Regions from separate parts of the Homo sapiens genome. Here region 2 is linked to region 1. A link is a contact called in ENCODE Hi-C or POLR2A ChIA-PET data. All regions are on one chromosome and are shown on one strand. Each heading gives the region's core, a stretch centred on a gene start or an enhancer-like site at or near the end of the contact. The rest is flanking DNA. Distances are from core to core; before and after follow the strand shown.

What was found. A loop is a pair of places that touch in the nucleus more often than their neighbours do. ChIA-PET counts read pairs that join two places held with the same protein, here RNA polymerase II (POLR2A). Pooled maps may share reads with other maps.
Region 2: a loop to region 1 is called in a pooled map, with 3 times the contacts of the local background. The contact joins the promoter of ARID5A here to the enhancer-like site in region 1. A Hi-C loop is called at or near these places in 7 of 168 maps with a recorded cell type or tissue (CD14-positive monocyte, CD4-positive, alpha-beta T cell, CD4-positive, alpha-beta memory T cell and 4 more), 29 of 37 single-sample maps with no recorded cell type and 18 of 50 pooled maps. POLR2A ChIA-PET finds 5 or more read pairs at or near these places in 19 of 52 experiments (BJ, CD4-positive, alpha-beta T cell, CD4-positive, alpha-beta memory T cell and 11 more).

What each region holds. Positions count from the first base shown.
Region 1 is chr2:96,468,766-96,473,420 of GRCh38, reverse strand. No RefSeq gene overlaps it. Among named protein-coding and RNA genes, the nearest start is that of NEURL3, 34 kb to the left of the region's middle. RefSeq lists a silencer at 2,423-2,652. Within about 2 kb of position 2,685, at least 7 of the 41 ENCODE cell types and tissues checked have a DNase peak (open chromatin) inside an H3K27ac peak, as active enhancers do.
Region 2 is chr2:96,534,835-96,539,098 of GRCh38, reverse strand. It overlaps ARID5A (AT-rich interaction domain 5A), which reads right to left and starts at 2,347. Exons shown (of 7, transcript NM_212481.3): 1 at 2,269-2,347. The coding sequence starts at 2,272. RefSeq lists enhancers at 26-571, 789-908 and silencers at 1,179-1,388, 2,069-2,428.

The sequences.
Region 1 (4,655 bases), core at 1,436-3,935:
GATTAACCCAACCAATGTATAATAAAATGTAGACTTTCCAGGAATAAGTAAATCATTTCTTTTTTGCAGAAGTTTATGTAAATTTTAGAAATAAACCGTTTAACCTGCAATGCAAAATCTCTTTCATGACACTAAGACACAGAAAAGGCAATAAAAATGGCTTCTTTTCATTGTTAGTATTTTTTTTTTTTTTTTTTTTTGAGACAGGGTCTCGCTTTGTTGTCCAGGCTGGAGTGCAATGGCACAATCATGGCTTACTACAGCCTCAACCTCCTGGGCTCGATGATCCTCCCACTTCAGCCTCCCAAAGAGCTAGGACCACAGCGCCACCACACTCTTTGCTATGTTGCCCATGCTGGTCTCTAACTCCTGAGCTCAAGTGATCCACCTGCCTTGGCCTCCTAGAGTGCTGGAATTACAGGTGTGAGCCACTGCGTCCGGCCTGGCCTCTCTTAAGGAAGAAACAGCCTTCCTGTGGATTGAATGAGCTGATTCCCTGAGCAGGGTCTTGATGCCACTCTCAGCCCCCCGCCTCCTCTCTGAGGCCCCTTGGTGGGATCCACTGCTGCGTGTGTGCACCCTGGGGTGCAGCCAGCTGCAAGACAGGCACCTTGTAGGTGTGCAGCCCTGGGCACCATGTACACATTCACCCCTGCTCCAAAAGCTAGGACTACAGCCGCGTGCCACCATACCTGGCTAGTTTTTAATTTTTATTTTTAGTAGAAACAAGGTCTTACTATGTTGCCCAGGCTGGTCTCCAGCTCCTGAGCTCAAGCAATCCACCTGTCTCAGCCTCCCAAAGTGCTGGGATTACAGGTGTGAGCCACCGTGCCCGACCTGTTAATATTTTTATTTAAATGGCTAGTTCTCTTTTCTATCGTGGTAAAATATATATAATGTAAAAATTACCATTTTAACCATTTCTAAGTATAAAATTCAGTGGCATTAAATATATTCATATTGTAGTACAAATATATTCATATTGTGGTTAACCACTATCCATTTCTAGAACTTTTTCATCTCCCCAAACTGAAACTCTGTACCCGTTAAATAATTCCCTATACCCCCCCACCCCCAATCCCTAGCAACCATGATTCTGTCTCTGTGAATTTGCCTATTCTAGATATTTCATATACGTGAAGTCATACAATATTTGTTCTTTTGTGTCTGGCTTATTTTTTAGTATAATGCCTTTGAGGTCTGTCCATGTTTATACCACGTGTCAGAATTTCATTCCTTTTTAAGGCTGAATAATACACCACTGTATGTATATACAACAGTTCCCCCCTTTTTGGGGTTTCTTCTTCCATGGTTTAAGTTACCTGGGGTCAACTGCAGTCGGAAAATATTAAACAGAAGATTCCAGAAATAAACAATTCATGAGTTTTAAATTTCTCACTGCTGTGAGTAGTGTGACAAAATTTCCCGCATCTATGCCACTGCCTGTTAGTCACTTAGTACCCAGCTTGGTTATCATATTGGTGATCTCAGTATTGCGGCATTTGTGTACAAGCAATCTTTATTTTACTTAACCGTTCTATTTATGATTCGTTATTGTTAATGTCTTACTGTGCCTAATTCATAAATTAAACTTTATCATAGGGATGTATGTATACGAAATAAACAGGGTTGGGCCTTGTAGCTCAGGCCTGTACTCCTGAAAAACACTTTGGAAGGTGGAAGTGGGAGGACCTCTTGAGCCCAGGAGTTTAAGACCAGTCTGGGCAATAGAGTGAGAACCCTCTCTCTCTCTCTCTCTCTCTCTCTCTCACACACACACACACACACACACACGCACACACACACACGGAAAAGGGGGAAAAAAACCCTTGGCATATGTAGGTAGGGTTCAATGCTATCCATGGTTTCCGGCATCCACCGGGGGTCATGGAACTGTCATGCGCCGATAAAGGGGACTACTGTACCACGTTTTGTTTACCCGCTCATCTGCAGACAGACCCTTGGGTTATGTCCACATTTGGCCTATTATGAGTGACGCTGCTGTGAACATGAGTGTACAAATACCTGTTCGAGTCCCTGCTTTCAATTCTTTTGGATGTATGTATACTTAGAAGTGGAATTGCTGGATCATATGATTATTACAAAGGGCTTTAACATGAAATGATGCCAGAACTCACTCGTAAGAGAAAATGAGAATTAAATCTCTAGTAGGCGTTTTCATCTATAAGACTGACAAAGGTCCTGAATTGATGGAATGGGGGCGAGGGGCACTGTGCACCCTTTTTGTTCCTTTTGAATCATACGATTTTGCCTATCCATGTACTCCCTGGGGTCTGCTTTTACCCGCCCCACAGGAACAAGCGGAGGGGTCTTTTGGACCCAGGCCGCGGCCCCAGATTCCTGGAACCCGATTTCGGATTCCTGGCCGGACTCCCGCCAACCCCGCCGTGGCCCCTGGGGTGTCCGCGGCTGGAGGGAAGCGCTTTCCCCTGGGGCCTGGCCCAGGTCCCTATACTGCACCCTGCCTCAGGCTGGCACCGCTGGCACCGCGGCTCTGGGCCACCCTGGGTGCGGCACAGCAGCCTGGGGCGAGGTGGGCAGGCCCCGTCTCCTGCCTCCCGCCTGCAGGGGCCCAAGGCCGCCCTCTACCAGTCCTGGAAGACAGTGACCAGCGGGTTGCCAGGGACCGAGAAGCCCGCACGGACCCTCCTTGGTACCGCCCTCTGCCGGTGGGTCGCGGGGCTGGAACCCTGCGCAGGTCCCTCAAGGGGTCTCCTTCCTGTTCCCGCCCTGTCCCATCCTGCCTCCCCAGTCTTCTTCTGCCCCTTCCCCTCCAGCCTGCAGGCTCCTAGTACCGCGGACCCTGCAGCTTCGGGCTCCGTCTGACTATTTGTGTTCAATAAACATTTGTTGAAGTGATTTAAGGAAATAAATCATACACAGGAGACTTTCGTTTGAAAGGGAAGGACCCTAGGAAGAGAACTATAAAACCAGCCTTAGGACATTAGAGAAAATCTGAACAGATGGAAGGCATATCACATTCTTGCATAGGAATATTTTTGCATGGGTAAATAAATGACCAAGGTCTGCAAGATAAGCATGAAAAACAGCAGCCGGCGGAACCAAATGAGGACATTTTGTAACCAACCGATATAGTGTCTATGTGGGAAGAGACAACTAGATTCCTGGAACAGTGAGACAATTCAGGAAGGGAGTCCAGTATATGCGAGGTTAACGGATTAAAAAGGAAGCGTTACAAGTAAGAGGGAAAAGCTAGCGTGTCCCCTCAATGGCCCTGGCCAACCTGTCTCTCCATCAGAAGGAAATAAACTGGACCCTCTCACACACCACAATCCCAAACTGAATTCTAGATGACGTTATAAATGTTAAAATAGCCAAAACCAAACCAAAGCAAAACTGAAGAAACCTAGGAGACTGATTCTTAGCCAAAATAGGAAATTCAGAAGCTATAAAAGACAGACATGTTTGCTTATATAATAATTTTAAAACTTTGCATGGTGAAGAATACCATCAGCAAATTTAATAAAGAAACAGATGCCGGGCGCGGTGGCTCAGCCTGTAATCCCAGCACTTTGGGAGGCCGAGGCGGGCGGATCACAAGGTCAGGCGATCGAGACCATCCTGGCTAACACGGTGAAACCCCGTCTCTACTAAAAAAATACAAAAAAAAAATTAGCCGGGCGTGGTGGTGGGCACCTGTAGTCCCAGCTACTCGGGAGGCTGAGGCAGGAGAATGGCGTGAACCCGGGAGGCGGAGCTTGCAGTGAGCCGAGATCGCGCCACTGCACTCCAGCCTGGGTGACAGAGTGAGACTCCGTCTCAAAAAAAAAAAAAAAAAAGAAAGAAAGAAACAGATTGGGAAAATACTATCTAATAATACTATCTCATAACCCAAAGGACAAAGGATCATTCTCTAGAATACAGTGCGTAGTATACAAAGAACTCTTACAAATTTGCAAGAAAAGATAACACAATTTTAAAAAGTGGACAAACGACACAAACAGAAAATTCACAGAAGAGCAATCCAAATGGCCACTCAACTATAAAAACATTCTCAAGTGTATTGGTGGTTGAATAAATGCAAATTAAAGTCACAATGCTGTATCATTTGTTATCATGGAGGGCAGCCATGAGAGCTGTGGCTGGAGTTTTCCCCTTACAGGGCACTGCTTCAGGTTTTGGTAAACAGCAATTTGGCAACCTGTACTAAAATAAAACATACGCATACTTTTCACTATTGTAATTCTAGAAACAGACACACCACCACATCAGAACACATGAAAAAAGTTGTCAATGGCAGCACTGTGAATAGAGGCGGAGCACAGACGGAGCGCTCATCAATGAGGAGGTGGGTGGATTAAGATGCGTCCTCAAGGTGAGTGGCAGGAAGCAATGAGATGAAAAAATTGGAGCTCTGCTCTTTAACTTGTAGGCTTTCTACGAGGTATTTGCAAAGATGTATGTTTAATAGAATTCCACTTTTGTAAAACAAATAAGGGCCAAAATCTCCTATGCATGTCTGTGTACACACACAAGCGCGTGCACACACACACATGCACGTGCACACACACACTCGTGCACGCACACACCTGGGCATGTAAGCCTCATATGATTATATCAGTATGGAGAAGGTTCTGAAAGAATATGGGCAAGGTTACATGTGTGGGGTGAGG
Region 2 (4,264 bases), core at 1,098-3,597, 66 kb before region 1:
CAGAGGCCTGCCTGTCCTGCTCCCTCCCCAAGGCACCTCGCTGCCCAGCAGGTGCTCCGGAAACATCAGCCTCCTGGGTGCAGGATGAGCGCAATGGACTTACAGACCCCTGTTGCCCAGAGAGGGGCAGTGACTAGTACAAGGCCACACAGCTCTCAAGTTTAAGGGTCTGCTGGAGGCACACACCCCTTTCCTTCTCTCCCTCCCCATCTTTCTGCTGCCCGCCCCACTCACCCTGGGTGTGATGGGAAGGAAGTGACACTTCCTTTCATGAAAAGTCACCGACTGGGAACACTGCGTCAATTACCACAATAATGGTAACAGCAGCCTCAATAACAACCAGCAGACGCCGCCCCGCCCCCTCGGCTGAGGTTGTTGGCTTAAGTTTCTCTAAGCTTGAGCTGGAGCAAAACAAAGACAGCCTTTGAAGCGGCGAAACGGCCGGTCCACTCGGCAGCCCGGGAGCGGCGGCCAGGCCGAGTCTACGCGAGCTTGCTCCAGCAGTTTGGGGAGGGGGGCCTGCCAAGTGTTGAGCTGGAGCCAGCAGTGAGAAGAAACGCGATGGGCCTGGGACCCCCACTCCCTAACAGGGCACAGGTGCAGCTCAAGCCACAGCCCAACCTCAGTACCTCAGCTTGGGGGAGGGCGAGAGAGACAGGGTCTGGGGGCAGCTGAGGCCACAAGAGCCACCAGAGGGTACAGAAAGGGAAGGAGGTGCGGGGGACACTGAATGTGAGGCTACCAACTTCCAAGCCCCATTCTCCCTGTCCCTCTTACCGGGCTCTGGGATGTCCTAAAAGCCCCAGTTCCAGGATGGGACTGTCCCTCCCCACGGAGTCTGGGCCACATTTGGTGGTGACGGACAGTGAGAGCTCCTCAGATGGTTTCGTGTGTTCCCATTTCACCTACGGGGCAGAGGCTCAGAGGTGCCAGTTGACGTCTCTCAACTGTAGAAGCAGATTATCGGAGGCCCTTTCTACCTCTGCCACACCAAGTTCTAGGCCCCAGGCGGGTCCCTAAGGCCTGGATTGGGCTCTGAGCTCTGCTGCGGGGTGAAGCCCTCGAGCCCCGACCTCCCACCCCTCCTGTGCTCTAGCGTTGCCTGTAGGCGCAGTGACGCCACCGTGCGTGTGGGCTCCCACCAGAGGAGCCCGGGTGGGGCAAGAGGCACCTGTTGTCCTCCCCTGGGGCCCGCGGAGCACTCCTTACTGGCCCAAGACTCTGCAAACAAAGGGACACTGGACCCGCAGCGCCTTGGGACCCCCTGGGCCCTCGGGGGTCCTGCACCGCGCAAGCCCCACCACGCCGGCGCTGGGCGGAGGGTGACGCGACCCCAGCCCGGGCGACCCCTAGACACCGCGGAGGGACGGAGCGCGGGCCCGGGTTGGCCCGCAGCTCCCGCCGAGCGCGAAGCCGGGCATCGCCTGCAAGCTCGTAGCCCACGCTCTTGCCCTCTTCCCCTGACGCTCCCCAGCCGCCACCCCGTCCCTTCTGCAGACCGAGGGAAGACAAGGGGACACACAAGGGACAGGAGAGGAGAGCAACCAGGGAAGCGACCCCTCTCCTGTGGGGCTGCGGCGGGTGGGCGGAGAGACAGGAGAGGAAAAGAGAAAAGGGAAGAGAAGGAAGGGGCAGGGGGCGAGAAGCCGGGCTCCCCGGACCATCGGCGCAGCCCGCGGCCGAAAGAGGAACAGTGGATCCTACAAAGCGCATTGAGCAAGTTCTTCACACCCGCGCAGCCCCTTTCAGGAAACGGCGGCCGCAGAGGAAAGGGCCGCGCGCTCTGGACCCGGAGTCTGTGCCCGGCGGCGCCGCGGTTCTGAAACCTGCGGGATGTCACGGGGCGGAGGGGCGGCTGCCGACAGCTGTCACAACAAATTAGCTGAGCCCAGCTCGAGGTGGAAACCGCAGCAGGAAGTGGGACGACAGAGCCGTACCGGGCTCGGCATATTTCAGGCAAGAGACGGCGAAAAGAGTTTCGAGATAAACGCCCGGGAAGCCCCTGGCCGCCAAAACTTTTTGTCTTTCCTTTTCTCGAAGCTCGCGCGGACGCCCAGCCTCACCCCTTCCGCGCCGGCCGGGGAGCGCTGAAGCCGCGGGCCGGGCTCGCTCCCCTTGGCCCGCGCCCCGAAACCCACCCCGGGCCCCTCTCCGCCCCACACAGCGCACCGACTGCCACGAGGGCTGGAGGGGACCCGGCGCCGGCACCTTGAACCTCCCTGCAGGGCCGCCGAGCCCCTGTCCGGGCCGCGCCGCAGAGCCGCTTACCCATGGCCCGGAGAGGTCCCGCGGCGCCCGCCCCGAGACCCTCAGCGCGCGGCTGTCCGGACCCCGCGCTCTCTGAGATACTGGCTCGCGGCGCGGCCCGCCGGCCACCTCCCCGCAGTCCCGCCCCGTCCCGCCCCTGCTCGCCCCACTCCGGGCTCCCATTGGTAAGCCCGGCTTCGTCGCGCGGAGAAGGCGGGGGGCGGGGACCGCCCTTGAGTCCGGGGACCTCTGGGAATTGTAGTGCGCGCCCCTCGCCTCTAGGCTTTCAGACTGGAGCCCCTGGAATAGGCTCCTCACCTAGAGGAGCGGAGGCAGGACCCTCAGTAATCATTGCTGCCTTGTGCCTCAGTTTCCCTGGAGGCAAAACTAGAGCCTTGGAAAAAGCCTCCTTGCTTTCAGCAGAGCACTGAGGACTCTGTGGAGCGAGCAAAGTGCTTCTGACTTTGATTTGAAAGTGGCCCTGTGCATTTCCCAGTCCCCACCTAGCCCAACAAAGAAGGCCAGGTGAGGCCGGGAGCGGCGGCTCACGCCTGGAATCCCTGCTTTGGGAGGCGGAGGCGGGAGGATCACTTGAGCCCAGAAGGTCGAGGCTGCAGTGTGTTTTGATCACACCACTGCACTCTATCCTGGATCCTGGGCAATAGACGGAGACCCTGCCTCAAAAAAAAAAAAAAAAAAAAAAAAAAAAAAAAAAAGGAGAGGTGGTTAGTGTGAGCTAGACAAGGACCAAACTAGTAAATCCTTGGCCTAGGCTCTGTGGCCAGGCCTGCCAGTAATAGTCAATGTCCACACACATAATGCAGACAGAGTGTGGCAGCTACAAGCTGAGTAGTCCAAAGAAGGGGCATGAGTTCAGGCTGTGGGAGGTGGGAATGAGGCCTAGGGCGAATGGAGGCAGGAGGAGGTGCCCAGCCAGCCATAGCAGCAACCTGGACCTGTGCAGGCCAAAGAGGAAGAAATGGAGGCTCAGGGTTTCAGTCTCAGCAGGTGGCTAGCTAGGATGGGAACCCTGTTCCTAGCACATAGAAGCTACACAAAAATCTTTGTTGATGAATTTTAATACTCATAATAGCTCTATGCACTTGACACCATCATTGTCCTCATTTTATAGCGTAAAACTGAGGTCTGAGAGATTAGCTCAAGTAGCACAGCTGGTAGGTGTTGGAGCCAGAGCTAGACCCAGGAAGAGGAGCCCTCATACCCAGGCATCCCCCCACCCGCTTTGCACCCATTACTAACCACTCATCATACTGGTGCCCCTCCTCACACTAAACGAAGGGACCAGGGCTGCAGTTTGGTGAACCTGAAACCCTGGCCCTTACCCTTTGGCCCTGGGATGGAAGATGTCTGCAGGCTCAGTCTAGAGCAGACGACCCTGTGGGCTCTGCAGGATAAATCCCCTGTCTACCTCATAATGGGTTGGCTTGTAAGAGCCAGCACCTGTAGAATTGGTAATAGACACCCAGAACAATCATAATGGTAATTATAACAATGCATCCCACTTTGGCAAGTTTACAAGCCACTTTCCCCTCCAGGAAAGCTAAGGCTGTGGTGGAAGACACTATGATGGGATGCCATCAGGAAGCACCTTTGTACATTCTGGAAGCATTGATTGGCAGGCACTATGCCCAAGGTTGGGGATGGAGCTCTGGATGCAGCCCCCGGGGTCACAATCTAGGCCAACCCCTCACTTGTGGGTTGGATACCCCTAATGACAAGGAACTCACTATCTTATAAGACAGCAGCTCATCCCACCAAGAGTTAGGGTTATTCTGCCATCCGGGCAGCTGGGCACATTCTGACAGACAAGGGCTGTTGTGCAAAGCCTCAGCAAGTCAACACCTGCCTGTGCCAGCCTGGGAACGATAGGATCTAAATTTAATTGCTTCCTGAGGCAACTGTTTGCAATAGAAAGTAATTTACAATGGCCAGTAAATCCTGCAGAAAACAGACATCTCCATTCATCTGGCTAAAAGCATAAACACTTCCATTGCTC